4 separate regions of the Homo sapiens genome follow, and all the other regions are linked to region 2. The links are chromatin contacts, found by Hi-C or POLR2A ChIA-PET in ENCODE. All regions are on one chromosome and are shown on one strand. The core of a region is the stretch at or near the end of the contact, and the rest is flanking DNA. Distances in the headings are between cores, read along the strand shown. Region 1 holds the start of SLC4A11 (solute carrier family 4 member 11). Region 2 holds the start of PTPRA (protein tyrosine phosphatase receptor type A). Region 3 holds the start of ZNF343 (zinc finger protein 343). Region 4 holds the start of LZTS3 (leucine zipper tumor suppressor family member 3).

What was found. A loop is a pair of places that touch in the nucleus more often than their neighbours do. ChIA-PET counts read pairs that join two places held with the same protein, here RNA polymerase II (POLR2A). Pooled maps may share reads with other maps.
Region 1: a loop to region 2 is called in a pooled map, with 10 times the contacts of the local background. The contact joins the promoter of SLC4A11 here to the promoter of PTPRA in region 2. A Hi-C loop is called at or near these places in 5 of 50 pooled maps. POLR2A ChIA-PET finds 5 or more read pairs at or near these places in 3 of 52 experiments (HEK293, OCI-LY7 and SK-N-SH).
Region 3: a map of CD8-positive, alpha-beta T cell shows a loop between it and region 2 (5-fold over the local background). The contact joins the promoter of ZNF343 here to the promoter of PTPRA in region 2. A Hi-C loop is called at or near these places in 1 of 168 maps with a recorded cell type or tissue (CD8-positive, alpha-beta T cell), 2 of 37 single-sample maps with no recorded cell type and 7 of 50 pooled maps. POLR2A ChIA-PET finds 5 or more read pairs at or near these places in 1 of 52 experiments (activated T-cell).
Region 4: a loop to region 2 is called in a map of CD8-positive, alpha-beta T cell, with 5 times the contacts of the local background. The contact joins the promoter of LZTS3 here to the promoter of PTPRA in region 2. A Hi-C loop is called at or near these places in 2 of 168 maps with a recorded cell type or tissue (CD8-positive, alpha-beta T cell and ascending aorta) and 9 of 50 pooled maps. POLR2A ChIA-PET finds 5 or more read pairs at or near these places in 3 of 52 experiments (H1, activated T-cell and activated naive CD4-positive, alpha-beta T cell).

What each region holds. Positions count from the first base shown.
Region 1 is chr20:3,235,544-3,242,923 of GRCh38, reverse strand. SLC4A11 (solute carrier family 4 member 11) reads left to right here and starts at 3,734. Exons shown (of 20, transcript NM_001174089.2): 1 at 3,734-3,829; 2 at 5,336-5,380. The coding sequence starts at 3,787. RefSeq lists silencers at 3,485-3,644, 3,745-3,924.
Region 2 is chr20:2,868,698-2,876,352 of GRCh38, reverse strand. PTPRA (protein tyrosine phosphatase receptor type A) reads right to left here and starts at 2,872. Exons shown (of 24, transcript NM_001385305.1): 1 at 2,593-2,872. RefSeq lists silencers at 2,399-2,678, 2,689-2,738, 2,919-2,988, 3,609-3,748 and enhancers at 2,233-2,862, 2,863-3,494, 3,495-4,124, 4,125-4,756.
Region 3 is chr20:2,503,669-2,510,758 of GRCh38, reverse strand. ZNF343 (zinc finger protein 343) reads left to right here and starts at 1,844. Exons shown (of 6, transcript NM_024325.6): 1 at 1,844-1,878. RefSeq lists enhancers at 423-1,018, 1,560-1,869, 2,520-2,579.
Region 4 is chr20:3,168,014-3,174,865 of GRCh38, reverse strand. It overlaps LZTS3 (leucine zipper tumor suppressor family member 3), which reads left to right and starts at 1,317. Exons shown (of 5, transcript NM_001365618.1): 1 at 1,317-1,411. LOC107985414 (a long non-coding RNA gene) reads right to left here and starts at 1,176. Exons shown (of 2, transcript XR_001754477.2): 1 at 676-1,176. RefSeq lists a silencer at 1,094-1,433.

The DNA of each region.
Region 1 (7,380 bases), core at 2,485-4,984, 370 kb before region 2:
TGCATGACTGTAATCCCAGCTCCTGGGGAGGCTGAGGCGGGAGAATCACTTGAACCTGGGAGACGGAGGTTGCAGTAAGCCAAGATTGCATCGCTGCACTCCAGCCTGTGAGACAGAGTGAGACCCCATTTCTCTCAAAAAAAAAAAAAAAAAAAATTAGCCAGGCACAGTGGTGCACACCTGTAGTCCCAGCTGATGTGGGAGGATCGCCTGAGGCCAGGAGATCGAGGCTACAGTGAGCCGTGTTTGTGCCACTGCACTCCAGCCTGGGTGGCAGAGTGAGACTCTGCCTCAACAAAATAAAAATCAAAGAAATAAAATGACTCAGTGAAATGTGGCCATCCAGGGTGAGAGGAAGGAGGCAGAGGGGAGTCGGGAGTATCTGGCTGGGATGCCCATTAGGCTAGACCAGAAAGCCTGAGTGGAATGGAGGATGGAGGATGGAGAAGAGAGCTTCGGGAGGGCGTCATAGGCCTGAAATGCCTCCATGGAGATATCTGCCTTTAACATTCCTTTGGGTTTTTTGTTTGTTTTGAGATGGGTGGGTCTCCCTATGTTGCCCAAGCTGGTCTCAACACTCCTGGGCTCAAGGGATCCTCCCATCTCATCCTCCCTAGTAGCTGGGATTATAGGTATGTGCCACCGCACCTGGTTTACTTTTTGTTTTTTGTTTTGTTTTGTTTGTTTGTTTTTGAGATGGAGTCTCAGCAGTTTCAGTGGTGTGGTGGGGACAAAAGACAGGTATGAGTCGGTTGAAGAGACATAGCGGGAGGGGCATGGAGCTCTGGAGAAACTTCCTCTTAAATGTAGCTGAGGGATAAGGCAGCACCCGGAGGGCAAGGGGCTTTAAGGGAAATTTTTTTTTTTTTTTTTTTGAGATGGAGTCTCGCTCCGTCGCCTGGGCTGGAGTGCAGTGGCACGATCTCGGATCACTGCAACTTCCACCTGCCGGGTTCAAGCAACTCTCCTGCCTCAGCTTCCCGAGTAGCTGGGACTACAGGCATGCGCCTCTATGCCCAGCTAATTTTTTTGTATTTTTAGTAGAGAGGGGGTTTTAGCATGTTGGTTTGCCAGGATGATCTCCATCTCTGGACTTTGTGATCTGCCCACTTCGGCCTCCCAAAGTGCTGGGATTACAGGCGTGAGCCACCGCGCCCGGCCGGGGAATGTTTTGTTTTTAAAATGAGCCCTTTTTTTTTTGAGATAGGGTTTCTCTCTGTCACCACGGCTGGAGTGCAGTGATGCAGTCTTGGCTCACTGCAGCCTTGACCTCCCTGGCTCAAACAATTCTCCCACACCAGCCTGCTGAGTGGCTGGGACCACAGGCGTATGCCACCATGCCTGGCTAAGTTTTTGTAATTTTAGTAGAGACGGGGTTTCACCGTGTTGCCCAGGCTGGTCTCGAATTCCTGAGCTTGAGCAATCCTCTCACTTCTGCCTCCCGAAGTGCTGGGATTACAGGTGTGAGCCACCAAGCCCGGCCTAAAAATGAGATGTTATACATTTACTTCAGACCCCAGATTCTACAATCCACAGGCAAGATAAGTGGCATCAGGGGAGGACAGCAGAAAACTGTTAAGTGCGCCTTGTGGAACCCAGCGGTTACAGTTTCAAGTCCACAGCCCAGTAAAGTCTGAGACCCCAAGGGAGGGAATGAGAGGGAAAGTGGGTGCCTGCGTCTGGGTCCCTCAACCTGCCTGCCTATGTAAGGACCCAGTGGGGCACAGGACAGGAGATCTGGGGCACCAGTATTTGCCTTCAGCGTCAGACGATCTACACAGGACAGGAGGCAGGTGGGAGGACTGAAGGAAACAGCCTCTGAAACGGTCAGTCTGGAGGCAGCAGGCGTGTGGGCCTCAGGGGTTCCCTCCAGGAAGGCCGAGGGAACAGAACCGCAGGGGCAGAGCACAGGTGTAGCAGAGAAGGGCTCAGTGCCAGTTCCTTTGAGAGACGGTCAGGGAGCGGACAGAGGGGGCCCATAGCCGACTAGGGGCGGCTTGGTCATGGGCTCCTCTTTCCTCAGTGGGCTGAGGGGTTAGGTCCTTTGAGGAGCGCTGAGGAGACTGTGGTAAGGGGAAGCGCCCTCCATCCCAGAGGCTTTCCTGGAACAAGTGGGTTGGAAGGACCAGGTGTTTGGGAGCTGCTGGGAGCAGGTGCAGAAGCCAAGGCATTCCCAGATGGGGGAGACTGGGGGTGGCAAGGTGGCTTTTCAGGGATCCAGCCTGCATGCCACCTATGCAGCCATGCTCCGGGGGCGACATCCGCCTGTGTCCTTCAGCTCTTCCTCAGCCTCCACCCGCCACCCGGGAGTCAGTGCCTGGACTGGAGCTCTAGCTGGAGGGCGTCTAGGAAAGGTCCCAAGGGGTGCGCAGGATGACCTGGTGTCTCTCCAGAGTCACCCCTGCTAAAATACTATGTGGCCAGCCCCAAGTCAGTTGCAGGTCATGGTGTTGGGATCTTCCACAAGGCCTCCTGGAGTCGCGCTGGGGGAGGGTGGGGTACTCAGTCTGTCGCAGAGCCCCAGGCCATCCGTCGCCAAGAGGAGCACTCCAGCGCTTCCCTCCTAATGCGTTCTTATCTTGCCGGGAGGAGAACTGGGCCAGCCTTACTCACCCAATCTATGCATGAGGCTTCCCCAACGCGCCAGAAGCCCTTCCTTCGCAGAGGTGGGCTTGCCCCGGCCTGTCCCCGTTCCTCTACCATGGTTAGGGCACAGTGGCCGAGGACTCCGTCCCAGCGCGGCTGAGCCGGAAAGCGATGGCGGCCGGAGGGGTCGGGAGGTTGGTTAGCGCTTTACGGAGCTGCGTGTTCCGTTTCCAAGGGCTGTAGAGCCTTCTACTGGGAGCCACCGTGGATCAGGCCAGGGGTTCGTCAGCTGCATTTGCCGGATCGCATCGCAGCACGCGCACCCACACGCGCACACGCCCTACTCGCAGGAGACTAAGCGCCCCGAAAAGGCGCGTCCCCGGGCGGGTCGCAGCCGGTCCAGGAAAGGGGACAGGGCGCAAGGGCCATTTGGGGAAGGAAAAAGGGGGCGAACCATGACCTTGACCTCATAGAAGGCCGAGGACGTGAAGAGGCTGGCAGATAAGTTGGCGAGGCTCGCAGCGAAAACCCAAAGCAGCCGAGCTCGGAGAGCGCCGTCTCAGCGGGCGAGGGCGTAGCCCGGGGAATGCACGGAGGTCCGTCTAGTCAGTCGGGGCGCGCTTCCTGGAGGAGGAGGAGAAGGACTTGCGGCCGGAGCTACCGGGATAAATGCAGGAGGCGGGGCAGCCAGCGGGCGTGGCCCTGCGGAGGTCCCCGGTCGAAAGGAGGAGACAGGGGCCGGCCGCGTACTTAAAGCGGACGCGGGGGAAGCCCTCCCGGGGTCTGCCTCAGTCGCACAGCTCGGTGGGCTCGTGGCGCAGTCGAACGTTTTCCCAGAAGCTCCCCGGCCCCGTCCAGCCCCTAAACTCGCGACGCTGGGTCTGCTGGGTCCGGCGCGCACAGGCTCGAAGGAGCCGGGTCTACTCGGTTTGGCCCAGCAGCTGCGGGCGGCGGGGAGCAGCCCAGCCCGGCTGGAGCAGCCTCCCGCGGGTGAGGGCGCGGGGCGGGCGGCCGGGTCCCAGCCCTCGGCAGCTCTGCCTACCGCGCCCGGGCGCGGCGTCTGAGCGGCATTAGGACCCAGGCGCGGCGTGGGGGTGTGTCGCCGGCTCCCGCCGCCGGCCCGCCCGAGTCGCCGAGTTTGGGGTCCAGAAGCGCCGGAGCGCCGCGTGAGGAGCCCGGCCGTGAGTGCGCGAGTGTGCCATGGCCGCGGCCACCAGGCGCGTGTTCCATCTGCAGCCGTGCGGTGGGTGCCTGAACCCGGGGGCGCGGCGGGAAGGCCGCCCGGGTCTCCGCCACCGTCTCCCGTCGGGGACCCCGGGGAGAACGCGGATGCCGTCTGCCTGCGCGGGCCGGGGCCGGTGGGCGAGAGGGCTGCGGGATTCCCAGCCGCGGGGAGGAGGGCGCGGGTGCGGGAGGCCCGGGCGCGGCTTCGCGGCCACCGCGCGCTTGGTTTCATTAGGGCTCTGCTGTCGCCGTCTTGAATTTCTTACCAGGTTTGAACAGCTGATGCAGCGGGTCGAGGGCGGGGAGCTCGAAAGTGGGCAGGGCGGAGCTGTGGGGCTCCCAGCGCCCCGAGCGCCGAGCTTTTGGGAGCCTGGCGGGCCGCCGCCTCGGAAGGTCTCATTTTACCTTCCGCCCGGGCATCTTCCCGTCCGGCGCCGCGGTGGGAGCCCCGGAACCCCTGGAGTTTTGGGAGTCCCGGGACCCCTGACCGTGCCCTGCGCGGCCGCAGCGGTTTCTCCCTTGCTCTGACACGGGAGGGCCAGCCCTGGGTCCCCGCCAGGACCCAGGTTTGTACGACCCTTTACCTGCACGTGGGCCGCCGGGACGGAAGCGGAGTGTGCACCGGCCCAACCCTCCCAGACCCTCGTCGCCCACGGCCTGGGACGCGCCCCAGCGCCCCCGCCCCCCACTTCAGGATGCAGCCCCGGCTCCCGCCCCGCGCCTGCATTCACATCCTGCGCCCCGACCCCCGGGGTCTCCGAGTCTGGAGGCGCTTTCCTCTCGTGCACGCGGCCCCTCCTGTCGCTTCCTTCCTCCGACAGCGAGGCACAAACAGCCGGGACCATCCGGGGACCGGCCCAGGGAGGGCGCAGCCTCCCCCGACCCATGTGTCCCTCAGATACTCCTCCCACCCCCAATTGTTCTCCCTTTTGGACCAACGGCTCTGGCTTCCAGGCGGCCGGGACGCGGTCCCAGGACTGGAGACCGTTGCCTGTCGGCCCCCGTGTGACCCGGGGCGCGTGACGGGGGTCGGGGGAACTGCGCCTGCAATGGGCGTTTATGGCCCCCAGGACCGGTCTGAGAGTGAGAAGAGGGATGTGCAGAGAGATCCCCCGCCTTGGCATCCGAGGAGAGAGGGGGAGAGGCCCGCTCGGGCCCGGTCCCTTCCTCTCGCTGCAGCGGGGCAGGGTTTTCTCAGGAAAACCTGGATTAGCGAACATGGTACTGGTACTAACTCGGTGGGAAGACATCCCTGGAACGTCTCTCCTCCTCGCCTCTGGCCCGCCTGGGCAGCCCCTAGCAGATGGGCTAAGCAATTGAATTTCTGAGATTAAGGCTGGCTTCCCCTGCTATGGGGCCCCCTCCCGAGCACTGTCCCCTGCTTCCCTTTCTCCCTAGGGTGGCGTGGGTTGCATCCCTCGGAAGAGCGAAGGAATGAGCCAGGTCGGGGGGCGGGGAGACAGGTGCACACAGGAGGTCCAGGGCTTGGTCCATGGGGCTGGTGACCTTTCTGCTTCCCTTGCAGAAAACTCTCCCACCATGTCGCAGAATGGATACTTCGAGGATTCAAGTGAGTACCTCTCGGGGAGTGTGTGTGTGCAGAGAGAGCTTGTCGGGCAAAAGCCTCCAGGGTGCATAGCCTACCCACCAGAGTCCTGTGGCTTTGCTCGCCTATCTGGGCCACTCTAGTGCTGGAATGCTTTTGGCTTCCACTCTTCGGGAAGCTAGACATGGGCGGATCCCCCGTGGACCTGAGAGGGCAGGCTGCCCATTCTCCTGGGCTACTTGGACCAGGTGAACCCTCTGGGATTCTTACCCAAGGTTTTCTGTGACAATGGCCTGTTATCTGACTAGCCTTGGGCCAAGAATTCTGTGTGCCCCTGTCCCTCTGTCCTCACCCAGCCCTGGAGGGAATATCTGTCGTTGTCTCTTTAAAGAAATATAAGGCCTCTGTGCTGCAGTCCCTCGGGCACCTTCCTGCTGTCCCTGCTTGTACCAGTCCAGCTGTCTTCCTCCTCATGTCTCTGGGCTGGCTTCAGGCTGTGTCCTGTGCCTAGCCCCATGAGTGACCTGACCATTCGAGGGTTGTTTGTAGAGCAGTGCGTAGACACAGGGCTGATGTTCCCTTACCCAGAGCCCTCAGGACATGGGGCTCTGTGTGCTAGGCTGCTGGTGGGCAGGTTACGTATGGGGCTGGGACTAGGACTTGGCATTGCAGGAGCCCCCCAGGAACCTGGTAGTGTCAGCTGGGCAGGTCCTTAATCTAGGGGACCTGAGCACTAAGTCTAAGGTAGAGCTGAGGGCATCAGGGGAAGAATGGGGGAAGAACGGGGCTGTGTGAAGGGCAGTGGAGGGGACTAGTGGGTGCTGGTTGAGGGGCAGAGGGGAGGCTGGGACAAGTTCGGGCCAGGGGAACCAGACAGTTTAAACAAGGCAAGCCTGACCCGGGGAGGAAGGAGTTTATCATGAGCTCCAGAACCAAAGCAGTGAGGACGTCTTTTGTTTTGTTTTGTTTTGTTTTGTTTTGTTTTGAGTCTCGCTCTGTCGCCCAGGCTGGAGTGCAGTGGTGTGATCTCGGCTCACTGCAAGCTCTGCCTCCTGGGTTCACACCAGCCTCCTGCCTCAGCCTCCCGAGTAGCTGGGACTACAGGCGCCCGCCACCACACCCGGCTAATTTCTTTTTGTATTTTTAGTAGAGACAGGGTTTCACCATGTTAGCCATTGTTAGCCAGGATGGTCTCGATCTCCTGACCTCGTGATCCGCCTGCCTTGGCCTCCCAAAGGCAAGGATGTCTTTTGACCTAATATTTCTTCTCTGGGCTCTGGAGGTAGTGCAGGCCTGGGCCTGGGAGTCACCAGTCCCTGGGGACTTTGATGCAGGAGGCACTAGGGCTTCCTACCCAGAAGGGGCCCAGGCTAAACTCAGGACACTGGGGGAACAGGGCCTGGGATGTGCCAAGGAAACTGGCGGCGGGAGTAGAAGTGAGTCAGGGTGAGTCACTCCCTGGCAGGTGCAGGCGTGCTGCTGACCCATCCTTGTTTCTGCACAGGTGTCTGTCAGGCATCAGTGGGGTCTGGGCTATAAGGGCCCCTTTCCTGGGAGTACCTACAAGTGAGGAACCTTAGGGGACCCACAAGACAGGAAGGGCTGCCAGTGGCCAGGGGTGAGGCAGGGATCTAGGAGGACTTCCTGGAGGAGGAGGTTCCAAGTGAGTCTTGAAAAAGGCCCTCCAGGGAGGGAAGCCCTCAGCTTGGAGGACAGGACCTTGCATGCCTAGGGTGCTGACCGGATGGCCTGAGGAGCCAGTGGTCAGGGCAGGGGGAGCAGGGCTGGCTCAGGCTGTGATCTGTAGGCTGCAGGGAGCCACTGCAGGGCTCAGGGCAGAGGAATATTTGCATGTTACCAGGAAATCTTCCTGTAGGAAGAGGGGTGTGCTGCTGGCCAGCTGCAGGAATTGAGGACCAAGGGGAGCAGGCTCTCACCTCTGGGGTCCCACATCCCACAGGTGCCATTACACACCCTCACTCTCCATGTGCCCTTACCCAGGGCCCCCAGAACATGAAGAGGAG
Region 2 (7,655 bases), core at 1,623-4,122:
TGGGGAGGAGGTTAGGGAGACAGGAGACTTGGGGCCAGGGTAGGAGGGACATTTTTCTCTATATACTCTTTTGTATTGCTAGAACTTTTGAATTTTTCTCTCATCTGCATTAATTATCTTTTCCCAAAATTGAGCAGGATTCTCTCTACACCTTCCTCTGGGTCTAAGAGGCTGTGACTCTACCTCTGTCAGACCCAACCAGTGCCTCCTATATTGCAGGGGCATCTGCATTTGGCCCTATATTGCCCCCAAATGATCTTTCCAAAATTCTTTCAGCCCAAGTCCCTGACCTCCTTTAAATCCTCTAGTAGCTCTCCATTGTCCTTACCTGATCCAGCTATGATTAACCTCTTCCCTCCTCCCCAAGGACAGTGGATTCCTTCCACCACCAAGTTTGCTTGTGCTGCTCCCTCTTGCCTATGTGTGCAGTCCACCACGCGCAAACTCCTATGCATCCTTCATGATCCGAAGGCCCCCCCGTCCCAGGAAAGCTTTCCCAAATCACCCAGGCAGGGGATGCTCCCTACACAGCCTGGCAGAGGCTCTGCAAATACACGGCCAAAATTCAAATCTTGACTATTCCCTCATTTGCCCACTGTTTGGCCTCAGTTTCCAACCCTGTAGAGTAGGAATAAGCCCTTTTATGACTGTTGAAAAGACTGAGGGAATTCATGGAAAACATTACATAGCTTGTCACAAGGCAAATAAAAAATAGCTATTATTATTATCACAATCTTATAGCACCTGTGATGTATTTATATCCACCTGTCCTACATTAGACTCTGAGTTCCTCAAAGGTTAAGGACTGACTTCCTCACTTTTGTATCCCAAGCAATTCACCTGGCAAAGGGAAGACACATGAATGTACTGAAGTCAGAGGGGTGGTTTTTCTGGTTCTGTATTTCACCCAGATGTTAAGTGGCTAAACAGAGAACAGGCCCCGGGATCCCACCATGCCTTACAATGCACGGTATCAGCCAGGTCACTTTGAGCAGGCAGAGGTGAAAAGAGACTGAAGGGCTTTTAGTCTTTCAGAGACAGTTTTTTGGAGGCCAGTGGGATATGGGACCTACCAGTTCCCACCTGCTGACTGCTTATGGGGGCTGGGTGGGATGGACATGGGGAAGCCGGGAATCAGAAATACTAAAAGTCCTGGGCATGTACTCCAAGCAGGCCTTCAAAACACGAAAAAATCTCTTGGGAAGTGGATACCGGGAAATAAACAGAGCCTAGGCATAAGAGAGAAGAGATTGGAAAGAATCTACAAGACAACTTGGAGGATTCTCCCACCACGGGAGATAGAAAGGTGGGCAAGACACAGCTCCTGCCCGCAAGAAGCTTCTCAAATGAGAAGAACTTTAAAAGAAAAAGTGGAGCTTGGCAGGTAAAGGTGGGGAAGAAAGAGGATCACATAAAACAAAAACATCCCAACATGTGAGGGGGCAGTCAAGCAGCTCTGAATACTAGCCAGCAAGCGGGATGAGGGGAAGGAGAATTGGAGGATCCGATTAGGCTAAAAGTAAAGGAGTAAATTGAGGCAAGATTGTCAAGGGCTTTGTATGACCTGATAAGGCATTTTAGGCTTCATTCATCCCATGGGAAAAAGAAAAGCGAGGGAGTTTTTAAGTAAACAAGTGACAGCATCAGATCTGTTTCTGAAAGGAGTGGCCAGGCAGGAAGATGTTCGCCCTTTCCTAGTCAGTCCTCCTCTCGCCCACCATCTTCTGTTTCTCAGGCTGCCTGCACAGCTAGCAGGTGGCAAACGAAGCCATCTCCAGGGTGATGTGGACTGGTTCTAGAGCCGGAATCCCTCTCCTGAGCAAAGGCTTCTGATGGCGTTCACCCTGCAGAGGGTGGATTTGCACATTCTTCTTTTCCTGTCTTACAAATATCATCAGTGATCTCAAAAATAAAAACGAAACCCTCAAGACAGGACTCTGCTCTGCTATTTTTTTTTTTTAATCTTCAGGAGATATAATTAGTAACTAATTTTTTCAAAAAAAATTTTTTATTTACCGAAAGTAAAAAGGGAGGGGACCTGCGTTCTCAATTGGCCTATTCTGAATTCTGGGCAGCTCTCAGCCCTTATTTCCCTTCTTAAACAGCCTCAACAGTTGGGAGAGGGCGGCAAGGAGAGGGGCCTGGGAGACGGGCCGGGGGACCGAGGGAGGTGGACTTGAAGGGAAAGAAAAGTTGGTCACTGCAAAAGCAAATTTTCTCATGCCAAGAGTTTTCCTCTTTCCTCCCATTAAATGGACCTGAGCAAATTCTGTTCTCGCCGTTCTAAGTTTCTTCTCTGAGAATCAACTCTGGCAGTGCCCTGGCCTGGTCCCAGAAGGACGCATGCAAAGTTCCTGGGCAGTCGCGAGGGGTCGGCACTCGGGCCGGCACGTTTCCGGGGACCCCCTCCCCGCGACGGACCCGCAAGGATGCACAATCAACCTGCAGGCGCCCGCAGGCTTCTACCCGGAAAAGATGGCTTAGGGCTTCGGGCTCCGGGCTCTGGGCTGTGGCCCGGGACCCCTCCCACCGCCCCCGGGAGCCGCTCCCCCTTCCGGAGCCCACCCGGGCGCAGCGGCCGCGAACACTCACAGAGTCGGGCGTTGGGCGGGACCGCTGGGGACGAGGACAGCGGCTCCGCCTCGGCTCCGCGGCGGCGTTTCGGGCCGCCACTAGCCCTCAGGGCCGCCGCCCGGCCCGCGGCTCCGAGCCCCGCGGCGGCGGCGGCGGCCTCGCCTCCATGGCGAGGGGAAGCGGCTGAGGGGCGACTGGGCGGGCGACAGTGATGGCGGCAGCGGCCGGGGTCCGAGCGCGATCGCGCGCGCGCGCGTCTCTGTCAGCGCCGCACTCGCCGCAGCCTCGCTCCCGACCCGGCCTTGGCTGTAAGACGCGTGTTCATTGGCTGTTCAGAGACAGGCGCTGGTTGGCCGACAGCGAACGGGCGTCTCCGGCCCGCGCGGGCCCCGCCCTTGCGCTCCGCTGGGCGCTCACTTGCCGGCTGGGGCGCCGAACCCGGTCGCACGTTCTCCTGGTAGCTCCAGAGGGGTTCGCCCCGGGGCTGCCCAGTCCTTCGGGAAGCTGGACCCCGGAAGGACCGGCTGCGAGTGCACCAGTGCCTTCAGCCATTCTACAGTCACAGGCCTCATGACTTGGGCCTTCTTCCCAGTTTACAGATCAGGAAACCGAGGCCAGGCACAAACTACACCAATGTCTAGCCACCAGGGCGGCCTGCAACTCGAGAGCCATCTTCCTAACCCTCTCCAAACGTGATACTGTGGGTCTTTTTTTTCCCTCCCCTAATTGCTGCAAAGAACGACGGATCTCACTGGGGAGGGAGAGGAACCTGCCAAGTCCCTAGAACGGATCTGGCTCCGTGGGTGTCGTCTTATATCAAGTCAGCCCACGCCGTCCCCACCCGAGCTCCAGGGTAATCTCCCCCGCTTTCCAGATGCGCATGCTGGGGCCCCGCTCGCCACCGAGCTGAGTAGAAGCACAACACATGGTGCTCTGCGATGGAGGTGCCTTTTGCGATACGCCTGGCGGGGGAGGGGAGGCTCAAAACGCAGAGAGGAGCCAGAGTGCGCCCTCCCCCGGCCGGGGTTGGGGCGCGTACCCCCTTCCCGGCGCTCCCGGCACGGCGTCTGGTGCGTGACACCCGCGAAGCAATCGCTCAGTCCATCCAGCGGCAGCAGGTTCCTACACGGATCCCCGCGGGTGCTGCAGGACCTGAGCGTCTGCGGCTGAAAGCCGATTACGCAGTCGAGATAGGTGGTGGCAAATGCGACATTTCGCCGGGTTGTGATCCCCAGTAGGGACCCCTGGACATTCCGAGACCCGCGCAGGGCGAGCGGCTGGGCGTCTGCAGGCAAAAGACAGATTGCACAGTAGCGCACAAACCGAGCTTGCGGGTAGGGGACGCTTTATCCCAGACCCAGAGTCTGCGGTTCCCGGGGTAGGTGGCGGCGAGTCTCTCCTCCAGACCGGGCAACCCCTGAGTCCCCCTCACGCACCCCAGGCCGGAAGGAGTCCCACATTCGGGGCGCCCCCGGGGAAGGGTTGTGACCGGCGGCAACTCTTCATGGCAGGAAACACTGCGGCGCAAAAGGGGCTCCCAGCAGCCCCCACCATCTCCAGTCCTACCATCTCCGGTCCCCACCACCGCCTTCTGTTGGGGCGCCAGTTAGGGACTCTGTGCCCCACTCCTCCGTATTGTGGGCTCACATCAGCAGCCCCTACCATCTCCAGTCCTACCATCTCCGGTCCCCACCACCGCCTTCTGTTGGGGCGCCAGTTAGGGACTCTGTGCCCCACTCCTCCGTATTGTGGAATAAGTTAGTCCATGCTAACCAGAGCCAGGGCCTGGGAATATGGGTGGGGCGGGCCTCAGGCCGTCCCCTCCCCAGCAGGGAAGTCTCTCCTTGAGTGGGAGTTGTGACTCTCTCTCCCTCTCAGCAGGGCCAGCCTAGAGGTGAGGGTGAAATGGCCGAACCCGACACCTCTGACCAATAGACACTCCAGCCCAAAGGCCCAGAGTCCACACGCCTACTCTCCTAACGCTCAGACCCCAGTGAGGGTGGATCCTTCCCCACGCCCAACATTCACATATCCCCTTAAGTCCAAACTCAATCTATCCCGCAACACCGAATGGAAAAGTGAAAAGCAGGAAGTCAAAGTGTGAAAACCCCTAACAAGTAATGACTGCAAACGCAGGAGGTACCTCAGTAGCTGGGATAGCAGCCCTATGCTCTAGAACCAAACCCCACCAGCTTACTTTTGCCTTATATCTAATTTACACTATTATTTCTTAATATGTTTCTTTTTGTTGATTAGTTTTTTTTTACTTTTTATTTGTATTACCCTAGAAGGGGTTGACATGCTACTTATATTTTTAATATAACTGAAATAGTGATTGCAGTAAGTGTTCATCTTTGAGATTATCTGAAGGACCCCTTTTGGATATGACCACACTTGGAAAAATTGTTGTTGGGCGTGGTAGTCAAAGAGCCCGGGGTTTCCAGCCCCACCATGTGCTGGGTGACCTGAGCCTCCCTCTGCAACTCTTCCTGGAACTTCCCAGGGCTGTATTGAGAATTAGGCATGTTCAGCTTGGCAAGTAACCCATTCTCAGGAAATGAAAGTTCTTTCTCTCCCCATGAGACAGCTGCACTATGGTCAAAGCATTTGTGGGGTGTGCACAGGGGTGACAGAACTACAGACCAAGGAGAACTACAGACCCTGGAGACCCTGGGAAGGAGGGTTCAGCTCAGCAACCACACAGATGCTGTTTCCATTGGAAGAAGACAGAGCCCCCTCCTCAGCTGCCTGCCTGTAGAGACCTGCCCAGCCCTCCATCCTACTTGGCTCCCAGAGTGTCCTGAGCTCCCTCGCCCATCATCATCACAGAGTAAAGGGTTATCCTGGAAGAGAAGAGAACTGAGGAAGGGAAAGGAGGCAGTTTCCTGTGCCCAAGCCTACCCAAATGGGGGACTGCAGAGCCCTCCTACTCCTAGTCCTGCATTAGTCCCAACCCACAGGAGCACATACCTACAGGTAGGCATTTCGCAGCCACCCCACAGGTGCCCCAACAGTCACAGGGTTTATGAGCAAAGGAGAGGATCAGGAGAGCTGGAGGATGGGGGGAAAGGACTCCTGTTTCTTTAGGCAAGTCATTTCCCCTCTCGGGGCCTCCTTTCCCCTTCTAGTAAATGGAACAATGAGTCATTCTCGCAACAAATACTTATTGAGTGCAGACCATGTGCTGGACACAGCAGGGAATAAGACAGAAGAGGACAGAAGAGGCCTCTGCTCTCAGGAGCTTACATTCTGGATAGGAACACAGACAATAAACAAAAGAACAAGAAAATTTCCTAAATGCTGAAATGAAAATAAAGCAAGGCAATAAGATAGAAAGGTGAAGTAAATGAGAGCCAAGTCCCTTTGCAGGCCACACTGTTCAAACCCGAGTTTTTTTTTTCTTTTTTTTGAGACGGAGTTTTTGCTCTTGTTGCCCAGGCTTGAGTGCAATGGCACGATCTCGGCTCACTGCAACCTCTGCCTCCCGGGTTCAAGCGATTCTCCTGCCTCAGCCTCCCGAGTAGCTGGGATTACAGGCATGCGCCACCACGCCTGGCTAATTTTGTATTTTTAGTAGAGACAGGGTTTCACCATGTTGGCCAGGCTGGTCTTGAACTCCTGACCTCAGGCGATCTGCCTGCCTCAGCCTCCCAAAATGCTGGGATTACAGGGGTGAACCACTGCGCCTGGCCAACCCCAAGAGTCTTTCACTGGAACTTTGTATCTAAGAGACTGGACATACAGCCCCTTACCCTGAGAAGGTGAGTTGTAGGAGCCTTTGCTCGATATATATATATATATTTTTAAGACAGAGTTTCACTCATTGCCCAGGCTGGAGTGCAATGGCGCCATTTCAGCTCACTGCAACCTCCACCTCCTGGGTTCAAGCAATCAAGCGATTCTCCTGCCTCAGCCTCCCAAGTAGCTGGGATTACAGGACCCGCCACCACCCCCAGCTAATTTTTTTGTATTTTTACTAGAGACAGGGTTTCACCATGTTGGCCAGGCTGGTCTCAAACTCCTGACCCCAGGTGATCCACCCACCTAAGCCTCCCAAAGTGCTGGAATTACAGGCATGAGCCACTGCGCCCAGCCTTTGCCCTGATTCTCCCTGCACTGGCTACCACTGATACAAGAAGAAATGTTCCCAGATTCTTTGCCTCCAGCTACACAGTCCTAGTTCCTAGCCCCAATCCTAGCGTCATACATTGGACGAAACTTGGCCCTGCCCACCCATGTAGGCATAGGCCTGCTGTACAAACTGCTCAGGGCAGAAGGCATCTCACACTAATTTCAATTGAGTAAGCAAGGATTTGAAAAAAGAAAATCCCAGTTCTGGTTTTTAAATGTCACAATTCATAGGCTTATACATCTGTCAAAACTTAGAAAATTACATTTAAGATCTGTGGATTGCAATGTATGTAGATTTTGCCTGAAAAGAAAAAAAAAATTGCAAACCAAAAATGAACTCTAGTTATTGAAATGCATACTGAAGTATTTAGGGGGAGGTGTACTGATGTCTGCAACTTACTTTGAAATATATGAAAAATACGATGGATTGACATAGAGGAATGGATAGATGAACAGATGTGTGATATAGTAAGATGCTAATGGTAGAATCCAGTGGTAGTTACACAAATGTTCACTGTAAAATTATTTCTACCTGGCTGTATGTTTGAAAGTTTTTATAATAAACTGTGGAGGTGGGGGGCAAATCAGTGATTAACTTTACAAAAAAGTATACAAAACTGCCTTTTTAAAGCAACTCTCCCCATAGACAATTCCAATGCTTCTCTACATGCACACACACCTTTTATAAAGTTGAAATCACTGTTGATATACATTTGTCATCAGTTAAAAGTTATTTCTCACATATTTCTAAAACTTCATATGTACAGTGTTTGTTTACATAGCCTATGAGTAAATATACTGTATGTTACTTTGGAGATGTGGGTTTTGTATTGTGTACATTCTAAAAGCACTGGTCAAGCCTCCCTTTCCAGAGAGGAAAACTGGGTTGTTTGATAGCAATCCTTTTTCATTGAGAACTCGAAAAGCTGGGAAAACATTTTTTAAAGGCA
Region 3 (7,090 bases), core at 595-3,094, 360 kb after region 2:
CCTTGCAATACTCGTCTCAGTGATTGGTTTTCTGACTGGCAACCAGCAGGACCTAGACCCAACCCCTGGTGTTTCAGTAACAGATTCTGCCCAGTACTAACACGGCAGCCTCCAAGACAAGAGAAGGGAATTGGTCCTTTCTGTGAAAGGCAGGACAGAATATCAAGAAATGTTTGTCTGTCTCCTGGCTCACAACGGCCTTGGGGCCATGTTCTCTATCTCCTGAGTACTGGAGAACAGAGAAGCCTCAGAAGGCTGATATTGGGAAGGTGAAAAGAAATAAGAAGATGGAAGGAGGTGTTGGAGAAAATAAAAACAAAATCTCCTGCTAACCCAGAAAATCCCCTTCACAAACGTAGAAAAGAAGGAGAACAGTTTTATTACCAAATAATATTGAACTGGACTGGGAAGCACATTGTAGACAATCTGCTAATCAGATGCCAGACAGAAAGAGATCTTACTTTTTATCTAGTTGGGCAGATACAATCTATTACAAACATGTCCTCAAAATTAATGGTAATTTGCCCCCTTGTAAGAGGATTTGACATTGTTTGCTATACAATTTTTCATAATTCATTCTAAATTCACCTGGTAATTGGAGTAGCCATCTACACTAGTTAATTGCCTTTATCAAAAAGAAAAAATAAAACTTTTATCTGTGACAAGCGGGCAGTTACGAGTTTGGAGCTAGGCACCTAAGCTAAACTCCCAAGGTGACAGGGAGATAAGGGCACTATCTTCTTCACTGTTTACATTTCAAAGAGATGGCTCATCAGGCCTTTGGGGGAAACATTCCTCTTTTGTAAAGTTGGCAGGTGCTTATTCAGCCTTTCAAAAGTATCAGGTACATATCAAAGGAGCACTTATACATAGATTTCTCATGGAAATACTCCAAGGGCGTGAGGTCAGGTTTATTTCCCCTTCAGTAACAAGTAAAATTTAATTCAATTTGTATTTGCCATTAAGATTTAAACGCGCCTCCTATGAGCTGAAGGTCTGATCTGCAAACCCCTAATTGCCGTGTTGCAGAAGGTACCAGCGTAGCCCAGTTTTAAAAATATTATTAGTTTTAAAATATATACATTTAACTCCTGGGCTCAAGCCATCCTCCAGCCTCAGCCTCAGCCTCCCTCGGGGTTACAGGAATCCCAGGCGCGCGCCACCACGCCCGGCTCTAGTAGCCCAGATCTGAACCGGGATCTTAGATAAGAGGCCAGAGAGCCAGACTCCAGCCTGAGTGAAGCTTCCACCCTCCAGAAACTGGATGAGAGTCTGTCCCTAACTTTGAGGACTTCGACAAGAAAGGTGACTACAGGCCACCCACAGGAGTGCACTGGTGTTGAGGGTAAGGGTTCAACTGAGACGCTGGGAGGCGGCTTTGCCCTGCCTGTGTGTCACAGGCAACACGAAGTCGAATCTACATAGTGCTCACGCAAGGTAGTTCGCGTGCTATGGAGCCTCAGCCCAGGGAATTCAGGTGGTCCGGTGCAGTAAACTCTGTACCCAACACACGCCTGACAGACAGCGCATTGCTCCCGCTAGATTCGCCAATCGGAAATGACTTCTCTCGTTGACCCCAGCTTCCGGAAGCGCCTGCGGAAGCTGCCGCAGAGGCTTGTGGGGAGTGTAGTCTTTTTTTTGCAGAATGGGCCAAGGGGACAGAGACTTCACTCGGGAGCCAGAACCTGTTTTCAACATGGGTATTTTAAGAAGAGACGGAGAGGCTGTCACTGCAGTGGTCACTGTCCTGGAAAAGTAACCGTTGCACGGCCCAGAAGTGGCTCTGTGGCGGCCAATGGGAGCCGAAGCCTGCGAGGATGTTGGGAATTGTAGTTCTGGCGTCGGTCGGTGGCCGAGATCCCGGGCACGCTGGCTCTGGTGAGCGCGGCCTCCGCGGCTCCTTGGCCCCAGGATGCCCTCTCTCGTGGGGAAAGGAGGGTCGGGAAAGGCCGAGCGTAGGTTAGGACGCGGGGTAGAGTGTGGCCAATGGGGAGTGCGGGTTGGAGATATTTGGTTTTTGGAGGAGAGGGCGCAGCTCGCGGTGCTCATTGGGGCGAGGCGATGGGGTGAGCCCCTGCTTGCCCGGACCTCCGCGGACCTTTTTTCCCCCCGGGGGGACGAGAGTGACCTAGAACTCTAATGCCTGTCTTGAACCAGGCGGGATTATTCTGGGTCAACCAGTTTTCGAATACGGAGGGCGGCCCCAGTCGTGCGTCCTGGGGTTTATTTGGGCTGTGGGGTTGAGTTCTGCCAGGGCCAAATGGACCAACATCCCCGCGGCTGGGGTGGGGACGTGGCTAGGTCCGCACATCCCTGGGTGGTTTTTGGCTGGGGAGCGTCTTGAGTCCTGCATCACCGAGTTTTTCTGTTTTTTGGGTGGGGCTGGATATGTCCCGAGTGGTGACCGGGGTGGTTAGGGGGAGGCCGTCTCAGGCCTTGATGCTTGATGGACCTTGGTTTATTAGGGGTTGGGGGGTTGGAAGTGGAGGTGAGCTTGACGTGGTCAAAATATCCTGAGAGGGCCTGGGCGAGTGTCTTGGGTCAGGAGTCCCTGGGGTTTTTAGGGAGGTGAGGGAGGTTTCGTCCTCTGATAGTGGTGGGCTGTATCACTCTGACAGGCATCTAGGCAGCTCTTTTGAATGGGGGCAGGTCTTTTCTCTGGGACCTGTTGTCTCAAGGTGTGTCATGTGGGAGGTGCCCCCTGTGCTTTGTGGCAAAGTTCCTGGGTTTGGTCGTCATCTGGGTGGCCCGTCTGGCTGACTCCTTTCCTGGACTGCTTTTCCCTCACATGTTAGGGCCAAACATCTGGTTTGGGGCTGTGAAGGGTTAGGTCTGGTGGGGAACTCTGACGGCTTCTAGTTAACAATCCAAATCACTTCCGGCATATGGTGAGTTCTGGATATCAGGCGTTTAATTTTATTTTTAATTTTTTCGTAGGGACAAATTTTAAACCTACCTAGTAGAGCTATTCAGTGAACTGCCACGGACCTGTCACCAGATTCCACATTTGTTAACTCATGGCCAATTTTGTTTCATCTACATCCCCTCAACCCTATGTGTGGATACACTTTGAGAATTGTCAGACCCCACAGGGATTGGCCATTGCTGACATCATTACTGGCCCAGCTGGCTAAGCGTGTGGCGCTCCACAGCTAGACTTCAAATCTAGGCACTTTCTAGCATTGTCAATTTGAGGAAGGTGTAGAACTCATGGAGCTTTGGGGAGGTAAAACTTGCATGGTGTCTGGAATTGCCTCTGGTATACAGTAAGAGTTTAGTAAGTGTTAACTATTACTAATAGTATTATAATTTGAGGCCCATAGGCATTAAAGGGATAAATATGTAATAGCAGCTTGTCAGGGCAGACTGTATTCTGATGTCCCCACATGGTTCTGTCCCCTAGAAGCTGTTTACATTATTCTCTTCTCTGACAGATCTGAGGCTTATTTTGTTAAAGGAAAAGGAGGCCTGCTCTTTTTTTTTTTTTTTTTTTTGAGACACAGTTTCACTCTTGTTGCCCAGGCTGGAGTGCAGTGGCGCGATCTCGGCTCACCGCAACCTCCACCTCCCGGGTTCAAGCGATTCTTCTGTCTCAGCATCCCGAGTAGCTGGGATTACAGGTGTGCGCCACCATGCCCAGCTAATTTTGTATTTTTAGTAGACACGGGGTTTCTCCATGTTGGTCAGGCTGGTCTCGAACTCCTGACCTCAGGTGATCTGCCTGCCCCGGGCCTCCCAAAGTGCTGGGATTACAGGCATGAGCCACCGCTCCCGGCTGGCCCACTCATTTTATTTTTTTATCTTTTTTTTTTTATTATACTTTAAGTTCTAGGGTACATGTGCGCAACGTGCAGGTTAGTTACGTATGTATACATGTTCCATGTTGGTGTGCTGCACCCAGTAACTCATCATTTAACATTAGGTATATCTCCAAATGCTATCCCTCCCCGCTCCCCTCACCCCACAACAGGCCCCGGGGTGTGATGTTCCCCTTCCTGTGTCCATGTGTTCTCATTGTTCAATTCCCACCTATGAGTGAGAACATGTGGTGTTTGGTTTTTTGTCCTTGTGATAGTTTGCTGAGAATGATATTTTCCAGCTTCATCCATGTCCCTACAAAGGACATGAACTCATCATTTTTTATGGCTGCATAGTATTCCGTGGTGTACATGTGCCACATTTTCTTAATCCAGTCTATCATTGTTGGACATTTGGGTTGGTTCCAAGTCTTTGCTATTGTGAATAGTGCCGCAATAAACATACGTGTGCATGTGTCTTTATAGCAGCATGATTTATAATCCTTTGGGTATATACCCAGTAATGGGATGGCTGGGTCAAATGGTATTTCTAGTTCTAGATCCCTGAGGAATCGCCACACTGACTTCTACAATGGTTGAACTAGTTTACAGTCCCACCAACAGTGTAAAAGTGTTCCTATTTCTCCACATCCTCTCCAGCACCTGTTGTTTCCTGACTTTTTAATGATCGCCATTCTAACTGGTGTGAGATGGTATCTCATTGTCGTTTTGATTTGCATTTCTCTGATGGCCAGTGATGATGGGCATTTTTTCCTGTGTCTTTTGGCTGCATAAATGTCTTCTTTTGAGAAGTGTCTGTTCATATCCTTCACCCACTTGCTGATGGGGTTGTTTGTTTTTTTCTTGTAAATTTGTTGGAGTTCATTGTAGATTCTGGATATTAGCCCTTTGTCAGATGAGTAGATTGGAAAAATTTTCTCCCATTCTGTATAGGTTGCCTGTTCACTCTGATGGTAGTTTCTTTTGCTGTGCAAAAGCTCTTTAGTTTAATTAGATCCCGTTTGTCAATTTTGGCTTTTGTTGCCATTGCTTTTGGTGTTTTAGACATGAAGTCCTTGCCCATGCCTATGTCCTGAATGGTATTGTCTAGTTTTTCTTCTAGGGTTTTTATGGTTTTAGGTCTAACATTTAAGTCTTTAATCCATCTTGAATTAATTTTTGTATAAGGTGTAAGGAAGGGATCCAGTTTCAGCTTTCTACATATGGCTAGCCAGTTTTCCCAGCACCATTTATTAAATAGGGAATCCTTTCCCCATTTCTTGTTTTTGTCAGGTTTGTCAAAGATCAGATGGTTGTAGATATGCGGCATTATTTCTGAGGGCTCTGTTTTGTTCCATTGATCTATATCTCTGTTTTGGTACCAGTACCATGCTGTTTTGGTTACTGTAGCCTCGTAGTATAGTTTGAAGTCAGGTAGCGTGATGCCTCCAGCTTTGTTCTTTTTGCTTAGGATTGACTTAGGGCTGTTTTTTGGTTCCATATGAACTTTGAAGTAGTTTTTTCCAATTCAGTGAAGAATGTCATTGGTAGCTTGATGGGGATGGCACTGAATCTATAAATTACCTTGGGCAGTATGGCCATTTTCACAATATTGATTCTTCCTACCCATGAGCATGGAATGTTCTTCCATTTGTTTGTATCCTCTTTCATTGAGCAGTGGTTTGTAGTTCTCCTTGAAGAGGTCCTTCACGTCCCTTGTAAGTTGGATTCCTAGGTATTTTATTCTCTTTGAAGCAATTGTGAATGGGAGTTCACTCATGATTTGGCGCTCTGTTTGTCTGTTATTGGTGTATAAGAATGCTTGTGATTGTTGCACATTGATTTTGTATCCTGAGACTTTGCTGAAGTTGCCTATCAGCTTAAGGAGATTTTGGGCTGAGACAATGGGCTTTTCTAGATATACAAGCTTGTCGTCTGCAAACAGGGACAATTTGACTTCCTCTTTTCCTAACTGAATACCCTTTATTTCCTTCTCCTGCCTGATTGCCCTGTCCAGAACTTCCAACAATTATGTTGAATAGGAGTGGTGAGAGAGGGCATCCCTGTCTTGTGCCAGTTTTCAAAGGGAATGCTTCCAGTTTTTGCCCATTCAGTATGATATTGGCTGTGGGTTTGTCATTGATAGCTCTTATTATTTTGAGATATGTCCCATCAATACCTCATTTATTGAGAGTTTTTAGCATGAAGGGTTGTTGAATTTTGTCAAAGGCCTTTTCTGAATCTATTGAGATAATCATATGGTTTTTGTCGTTGGTTCTGTTTATATGCTGGATTATGTTTATTGATTTGCATATGTTGAACCAGCCTTGCATCCCAGGGATGAAGACCACTTGATCATGGTGGATAAGCTTTTTGATGTGCCGCTGGATTTGGTTTGCCAATATTTTATTGAGGATTTTTGCATCGATGTTCATCAGGGATATTGGGTCTAAAATTTTATGTTGTTGTTGTGTCTCTGCCAGGCTTTGGTATCAGGATGATGCTGGCCTCATAAAATGAGTTAGGGAGGATTCCTTCTTTTTCTATTGCTTGGAATAGTTTCAGAAGGAATGGTACCAGCTCCTCCTTGCACCTCAGGTAGAATTCGGCTGTGAATCCATCTGGTCTTGGACTTTTTTTGGTTGGTAAGCTATTAATTATTGCCTCAATTTCAGAGTCTATTCAGAGATTCAACTTCTTCCTGGTTTAGTCTTGGGAGGGTGTATGTGTCCAGGAATTTATCCATTTCTTCTAGATTTTCTAGTTTATTTGCGTAGAGGTGTTTATAGTATTCTCTGACGGTAGTTTGTATTTCTATGGGATCAGTGGTGATATCCCCTTTATCATTTTTTATTGCGTCTATTTGATTCTTCTCTCTTTTCTTCTTTATTAGTCTTGCTAGCGGTCTATCAATTTTGTTGATCTTTTCAAAAAACCAGCTCCTGGATTCACTGATTTTTTTGAAGGTTTTTTTGTGTCTCTATTTCCGTCAGTTCTGCTCTGATCTTAGTTATTTCTTGCCTTCTGCTAGCTTTTGAATGTGTTTGCTCTTGCTTCTCTAGTTCTTTTAATTGTGATGTTAGGGTGTCAGTTTTAGATTTTTCCTGCTTTCTCTTGTGGGCATTTAGTGCTATAAATTTCCCTCTACACACTGCTTTGAATGTGTCACAGAGATTCTGTTATGTTGTGTCTTTGTTCTCGTTGGTTTCAAAGAACATCTTTATTTCTGCCTTCATTTCATTATGTACCCAGTAGTCACTCAGGAGCAGGTTGTTCAGTTTCCATGTAGTTGA
Region 4 (6,852 bases), core at 68-2,567, 300 kb before region 2:
GACAAATATAAGTAGTGAGGGCGGCAGGTAGGAGGCAGAAAAGCACACAAAATTTCTCATGGGGGAATATAAAAACGAATTATTTGTCACTGACTTTACTAATGTGTGAAATGTAAACTATTTTCATTTGATAAATCTAAAGGCAGCCGCGAGAAGAATTAAAAATACTTTCTGCCTTGAAAATCACGATAGAAGATAAAAGCAAATGTGGGAAAATTCAGAAAACAGGAATAAATAAAAACTATAGAATACGAAGTCGTAAGACCAAACACAACACCTATAAACAGCAGAGACGTAATGCGTTAAATCCCAGCCAGAGCAGAGGCGCTGCAGTTCTTAGGGCAGACCCTGGTGCCTCCAGGCTTTTGCTAGTGCTAAACTCTCGGCTAGGCTTGCCTCCCTACCCTATTCAAGGCTGAGGCCTCAATTCAAGGCCGACTCCCTCCTCCCGGCAGTCCTCCCGGGCCGCCCTAGGCTGAGTGAGCACTCCCCACAGTGAACGCTGCCCGCGCGGGCGAGGCCGGCGCTCCGGGTCCGGTACGAAGTCCCACCTCACTCCCTCTCACCCCGGGTTACAGCGTGTGGTCTGGGGCCACGCGTTACGCCAGGCGCGGGGCACAGGGTGAAAGCGTTCAATCCTGCTGGAGTGTAATGTGTATTTTTTCCCCGTCGCACCTTCCAGACGGTGATCCAGTGTGAGCAGCAAGTTTCAAATCGTCTCCGTTTGGTCACGAACGGAGTTTACTGCCCCTCGACGCCTCCCGCACGACAGCCCGTGGTCCTCGCGCCCGGGCGGGTCGTTGCTCGGCCGGGCGGATCCACCCGCGACGGCTCGTCCCGACCCCTCCCTAGCGGACTTGCAAGGTCTCAGGGCGTCCGCTGGGAGGCCGCGTCCCGAAGAGCTGGCGCGGGAGAGGAATGGGGCTCGGGGCTCCGAGTCGGGAGCCCCTTCCCCCAAGCAAGAGGGGCTCCTCCTCCTCTTCCTAGACGTGGGATTCAGGGAGGGCGCGGTTCCATTGGATTTGTTGCAGAGGAACGACTGGGCCTGAGCCCAAGCCCAAGGGCCTGGGGGGTAACGAGCGATGAGCAGAGGGGCTCGCGGCGGACTTGCTGCGCCCTAGAGAGGGTGAGGCTGAGGGGTCCCACGCGCGGGCGGGGCGCAGCGACGAAGGGGTTAAGGCGCCTCACCCCGCCCCAGCCCGGGCATTGGCTGCCCTGGGGGGCGTGGCCGGAGGGCGGGCTCGCGTTTGCCGCAGCCGCTGGTGGGCGGGGCTCGGGCGGGGAGCAGGAGGGGCGCGGAGCGGAGCCGGGCCCGCGCAGCGCGCCCCGCCGGGCGTGCTTCGGGCTGCGCCAGCAAGCGGGGCCGGTGGCGCCCGTGTCGGAGACCCCGCGCCGGACCCTGAGGCAGCGAGTAAGTGAGGCAGGCCCATCGTGGCATCCCTCCCGGCTCCGACCTGCCGCCGTGCCTGCTGCACTGCGCGGCATGTCTGACCTGACCCGGACTGGGTAGGGGGCGCGTCCCGCTGCTAGGGTCCCAAGGGGGAGGGGAGCGGAGAGGAGGCGGATGATGTCATGGATGCTTCGCCCGGCCTGGGGGGAGGTGGCGGCCAGAGGGGGTGCGGCTCGGATTATGTCACCTCTTCCCTCTGCGCCCCGCCCCCCGGGGCCACACGCGTTGGTGGGGAGCCTGGGGAGGTGCGGGCGGGGTTTCCCCCATCGCAGGGACTCCCAGGTCCTGTGGCCTGTGGCTGGGGTCTCTATCAGTTGGCTCTGCGGGCCGTGGGCTGCTGGTGAATGGCGACCCCCCCTCCCACCCCCAGCAGAAGCTCGTGTGTGCGCGCGTGTGTGTGCTCGGGGTGGAGGGGGCGCTCTCGGCCCCCTCAGTCCTGAAACACTGGCTTCATCAGAGCCAGTAGCTAGGTGATGGGCCCATTCCGCTGCCAGTGCTTAGGCCACCGAGGGAAGACGGATCTCCCCTCACTCATCCCAACCAAGAAGTTCTGGATATCTCTGCACCCCAAAAGCCCTGCAGTGCCCCCAGATCCCTTTCCTCCCTCAGTCCTGCTTCCTGGAAACCCCTCCTGCTCTCCCTGCCCGGATTCACTGCCTCTTTGCATTGCCCATAACTAGCATTCCCACAGGCATTTGCCCTGCATTTCCTTGGTGCAGGGCCCAGAGACCCCCAGGACTCTGCCCTCTGTGCTCCTGGGAAACCTATAGGCCAGCCCTGGGGAGGCCTCAGAGTGAAATCTCCCTGGGGTGTCCTCAGCCAAGTGCTCCAAGATGCCCCCTCTGGGGGGTGGAGATCAGGGATGCTGTCCTGAGGCCAGCCTTTGAACTGGTCTAGAAGCATGTAGGATGGGCACAGAGAGCTGGCAAGAGCTTGTGTGTGAAGTAGAGAGGGGCTCAGGTCAGGGTAGATAGAGGAGGGGCATCAGGAGAGTCCTTGGGGACCCTGCTGCAAGCTCTGCTCTGGTTCTGGGGACCAAGAGGAATACCAGGCATTTCACCCATCATACATTTACTTCTTAAAATGCCTGCAATGTAGGTGTGAGAACCCGAGGTGAAATAACCTGCATGAGGTTGCACCCCTAATCAGTCAAGCTGGGATTTACACTTGGAGCTGATGCTGCCAGAACTCTGTCTACTGCACTTGGTCTTGCTCATGGAAGGATTTGGACAGAGCAGGGGCAAGATCAGCTTTGCCCTTTAGAAGGAATCCCCTGGCAGCTGCCTGGGGGAGGGAGTGCAGGAGAAGAAAGTCCATTGAGGAGCCCCCAGCAGGGGTGCTGGATGGAGGGGCTGGCTAGAGATTTTTAGGAGATAGAATGGGCTGGGGTTGGGGCCTCTGAGACCCCAAGTGTTCCTAGCTTTGGGAGAGACACAGGTTGAGGGGTGGGTTGGAGGTACCTGTACATGTAACTGTCAGGTAGAGTCCGTTTGGCCCCCTCATGACGCTAATACTGTGTATAATGCCCCAGGCACTGAGGGCTGAGGTGACAGAGATCGAGGCAGTCAGGCAACAGGCTGTCATCTCAGGGTGGTGCACTGATGCCAGGAGGCTGCCTTTGCAGACCATGCTCAGTTACCTGGACTAGTTCAGGACCGTGACCTTTCCTCTCAGTTCAGTTCCTGCTTACCAGGGAAACATCCCCTTCCTTGTCCTGCCGGTGTCCTGCTGGGATTTTTTTTTTTTTTTTTTTGAGGGGGTATCTCACTCCGTTGCCCAGGCTGCTGGAGTGCAGTGGCGCAATATCACTGCAACCTCCACCTCCTGGGTTCAAGCGATTCTCATGCCTCAGCCTCCCGAGTAGCTGGGATTACAGACACGCACCACGACGCCCGGCTATCTGCTGGGATTTTGTGGAAAGAAGCTGCAGCAGCCAAAGCTTGGGAGAGACAAGGGGCAGGGCATGCTTGCAAGGGGTTAACCATGACAGGTTACAATTACGACAAGAAGCTCTTTAGGCAGTGAGGCTCCAGAGAGAGCTTCTGTGGGTTGATAGTCAAGCATTCCCCAGGTAGAGCACGGAGAAAGGAGGCTCAGGACAATGGTCCTGGGACCTTGTTTCCATCCACGACTCGAGGCATCTGAGACTTGCTAGGGACTACACACACTCTAGAGAAACAGTAGGGGAGAGTGGCCTATGACCAGCCCCAACCTATGCTCAGGTTGTCCTTTCCCGGATCTCAGAGAAGGTGTACTACATGTTTGTATTGCCCCTTATAGTTTACAAAGCACCTTCCCAAACATTATACCCTGTCACTCAAGGTCAACATGATCACTGTTGAGGTTTATTCCTGCCCAGATCCAGGTATCTGGTGCAGTCACCTTGCTATCCCCTTGCCTAGATCTTTCATCTCACTATTGGCAACTTCCCTCAGCATATTAACACACAGGTTTCTACCATGGTTAATTTTAAAATTAAAAAAGCCCTTGAATCTCAAACCTCCTTAAATAACTGTCTTCTCTTTTAGCAGGAACTCTGCCATGTCTTTCTCTGCACTCCTCTAGCCTTGTGGACTGCCTTTGTTTTGTACCACTTTTTTTGTTCTGTTTTGTTTATTTGTTTGAGAGGGAGTCTTGCTCTGTCACCTATGCTGGAGTGCAGTGGTGCGATCTTGGCTCACTGCAACCTCCACCTCCTGGGTTCAAGCCATTCTCCCGCCTCAGCCTCCTGAGTAGCTGGGATTACAGGCATGCACCACCACACCCAGCTAATTTTTTTGTATTTTTAGTAGAGGCAGGGTTTCGCCCTGTTGGTCAGGCTGGTCTCGAACTCCTGATCTTAGGGGATCCACCTGTCTTGGACCTCCCTAAGTGCTAGGATTACAAGCGTAAGCCACCGCGCCAACCTGTTTTTTTTTTTTTTTTTTTTGATGTAGTCTCGCTCTGTCTTCCAGGCTGGAGTGCAGTGGCATGATCTCGGCTTACTGCAACTTCTGCCTCCCGGGTTCCAGTGATTCTCCCACCTCAGCCTCCTGAGTAGGGGATTACAGGCGCGCACCACCACGCCCAGCTAATTTTTTGTATTTTTAGTAGAGACGGGGTTTCACCACGTTGGCCAGGCTGGTCTCGAACTCCTGACCTCAAGTGATTTGCCTGCCTTGGCCTCCCAAAGTGCTGGCATTACAGGTGTGAGCCACCGCATCCGGCACTTGTACCACTTTTCTGAAACCATTCTGACATAGACATTGGTGATGTCTCGAGACCAGCTCCTAAATCCGCAGCACACTCTCCAACCCCAGTGTTACCTGGCCCTGTTATTTTTAACACTGGAAACTGTCCCCACATTCTTGAATCCCCCCAATCTTGGCCTTCAGGGCCCACCTTCTCCTGGCCTTCTTCCTGCTCCCAGAGTGCCTTCCAGACTTCTGGGGCTTTGCTCCCTGGCTCAGTGCTGGCCTACACCCCCAGCACCCTTGAAAACTGATGATCTCAATCTCTCTCCATCTAGTGCTTTTTTTTTTTTTTTTTTTTTTTTTAAGGAAAGAGTCTCGCTCTGTCACCCAGGCTGGAGTGCAGTGGTGCAATTACAGCTCACTGCAACCTCTGCCTCCTGGGTTCAAGGGGGTTCTCGTGCCTCAGCCTCCCAAGTAGCTGGGATTACAGGAATGCATACCGCACCCAGCTAATTTTTGTATTTTTAGTAGAGATGGGGTTCCACCAATTTGGCCAGGATGGTCTTGAACTCTTGGCCTCAAGTAATCTGCCCACCTTGACCTCCCAAAGTGCTGGGATTACAGGCATGAGCCACCTTGCTTGGCCTCCATTTAGTGCTTGAGAGGTATCTTCCTCTGGTGTTTCCCAAAGCAACTATTTTCCCCAAGCAGTCTCCCCCTATCATGTTAACAGTGTCACACGCACGCTGGTGCCCAGTCCAGCATTATCCCTTGTCCCCACCACCTGACCTCATCTGTATGAAATTTTGCCAGTTCTTTCCCAAACCCTGCCCAGGCCTTCCTACTGGTTCCAAGCCTCAGGCCTTTCAGGCTTCATCCTCCCAGTCCCCAGCTGCTCCCCACATTGCACCCAGAGGTGGCAAGAGAAGGGTCCATACTTAAGGTAGGAGGGGGTTGCAGGGCTGAGGCATAGGGGGCTGGAGTATGCTGGGGAGTAGAGGCAGAGCAGGGACTAGAGTGAGGCCAGAGAGGGACCCAAGGCACAAAGGGAAGGAGGCTGTCACCCTCAGGGCTGTGTACTTGCTGTTTGTGCCCTTCATTTGTGCCCTACGTGGCTCTCTGTCCTCATCCTAGTCCTGGCCCTTGCTTATGGGGACAGACGGGTCCAAGGGAGGAGGGTGGCGAAGTGCTCTTCTCCACACCTGTGGGGACAGATGCTGAGAATGGAATTCTACAGAGACAGTGGACAGGCTTGGTAGTGAACTTTCCAACAACCTAGAGCTCTCATTCCTGGTGTGGGGGCCAGAAGACTCCCGAAGGACAACAGTTTTGTCAGGTGCCCTTGGTCTGGGCCAGGGACTCAGCATTAGAACTGGGCATCTGGGTAGAAGACGGTCTGTGGGGCCATAGGGTGCCACGTGGGCCCCTTAACTTGATAGGGAAGGAGGGCTCCCTGCCTGGTTTATGCAGGGTGTAGTGGGAAAAGGCCTGAAGGGCGCCCTCTCCCATTTCCCACACACTTATTTGAGGGTCTAACCCGAGGCAGACACTGCCTGGTGCTCCTGCCCGGCTGCATTATGCAGATCTCTGGGGCAGGTGTTCCCAGGTGCGAACTTGAGACAAAGGAACGAGGAAGCACGGCCTCCCTGAGCACAGGTAACCCGAGGCCTGGCTCCCCCTGCGCTTGTGGGCCGGCCTTGGGGGAGGGGGACGCGCACCCACAGAAGGACTCAGAGGGCTTCACGGTAAGCTGAGCAGGGTCAAGGTCCACAGGGAGCGGGAGAGGGTAGTAATCCGGGAAGTCTTCCTGGTGGCAGTGAATTCTTTGCGGGGTTCGGCAGGCGCAGGATCCTTGGGGCCGCGCACCCTGCAGCGGCCCCTCCCCTCCCCTCCCCCCTCCCACCTGTGGGAAACGCAGGCCCTGAGAGAGGCTCCGTCAGTGCCAGCAGCTGGCGCCACTGCGTCCCCTGCCCCGGCCTCAGCCAGCCCTGGGACCTCTGCGGAGGACTGATCCCGGGAAGGGGGCCCTGTCTTCCCAGGGCCCCGGTGCGGCCGAGCTGGGAAGACCTTGGGGAGGGCAGGCCTGCCACCTACTGCAGCCGCGGCCCCCGTCCATCCGGGAGGGACAGGCTGTGCCCTTGGCGGCGCCCACCCGCGACCCAGATGTGCGTCGCCTACCCACCCTCCCCCAGACCCCCGTTTCCTCAGGCGCTCGCCGCCTCGGGGCGC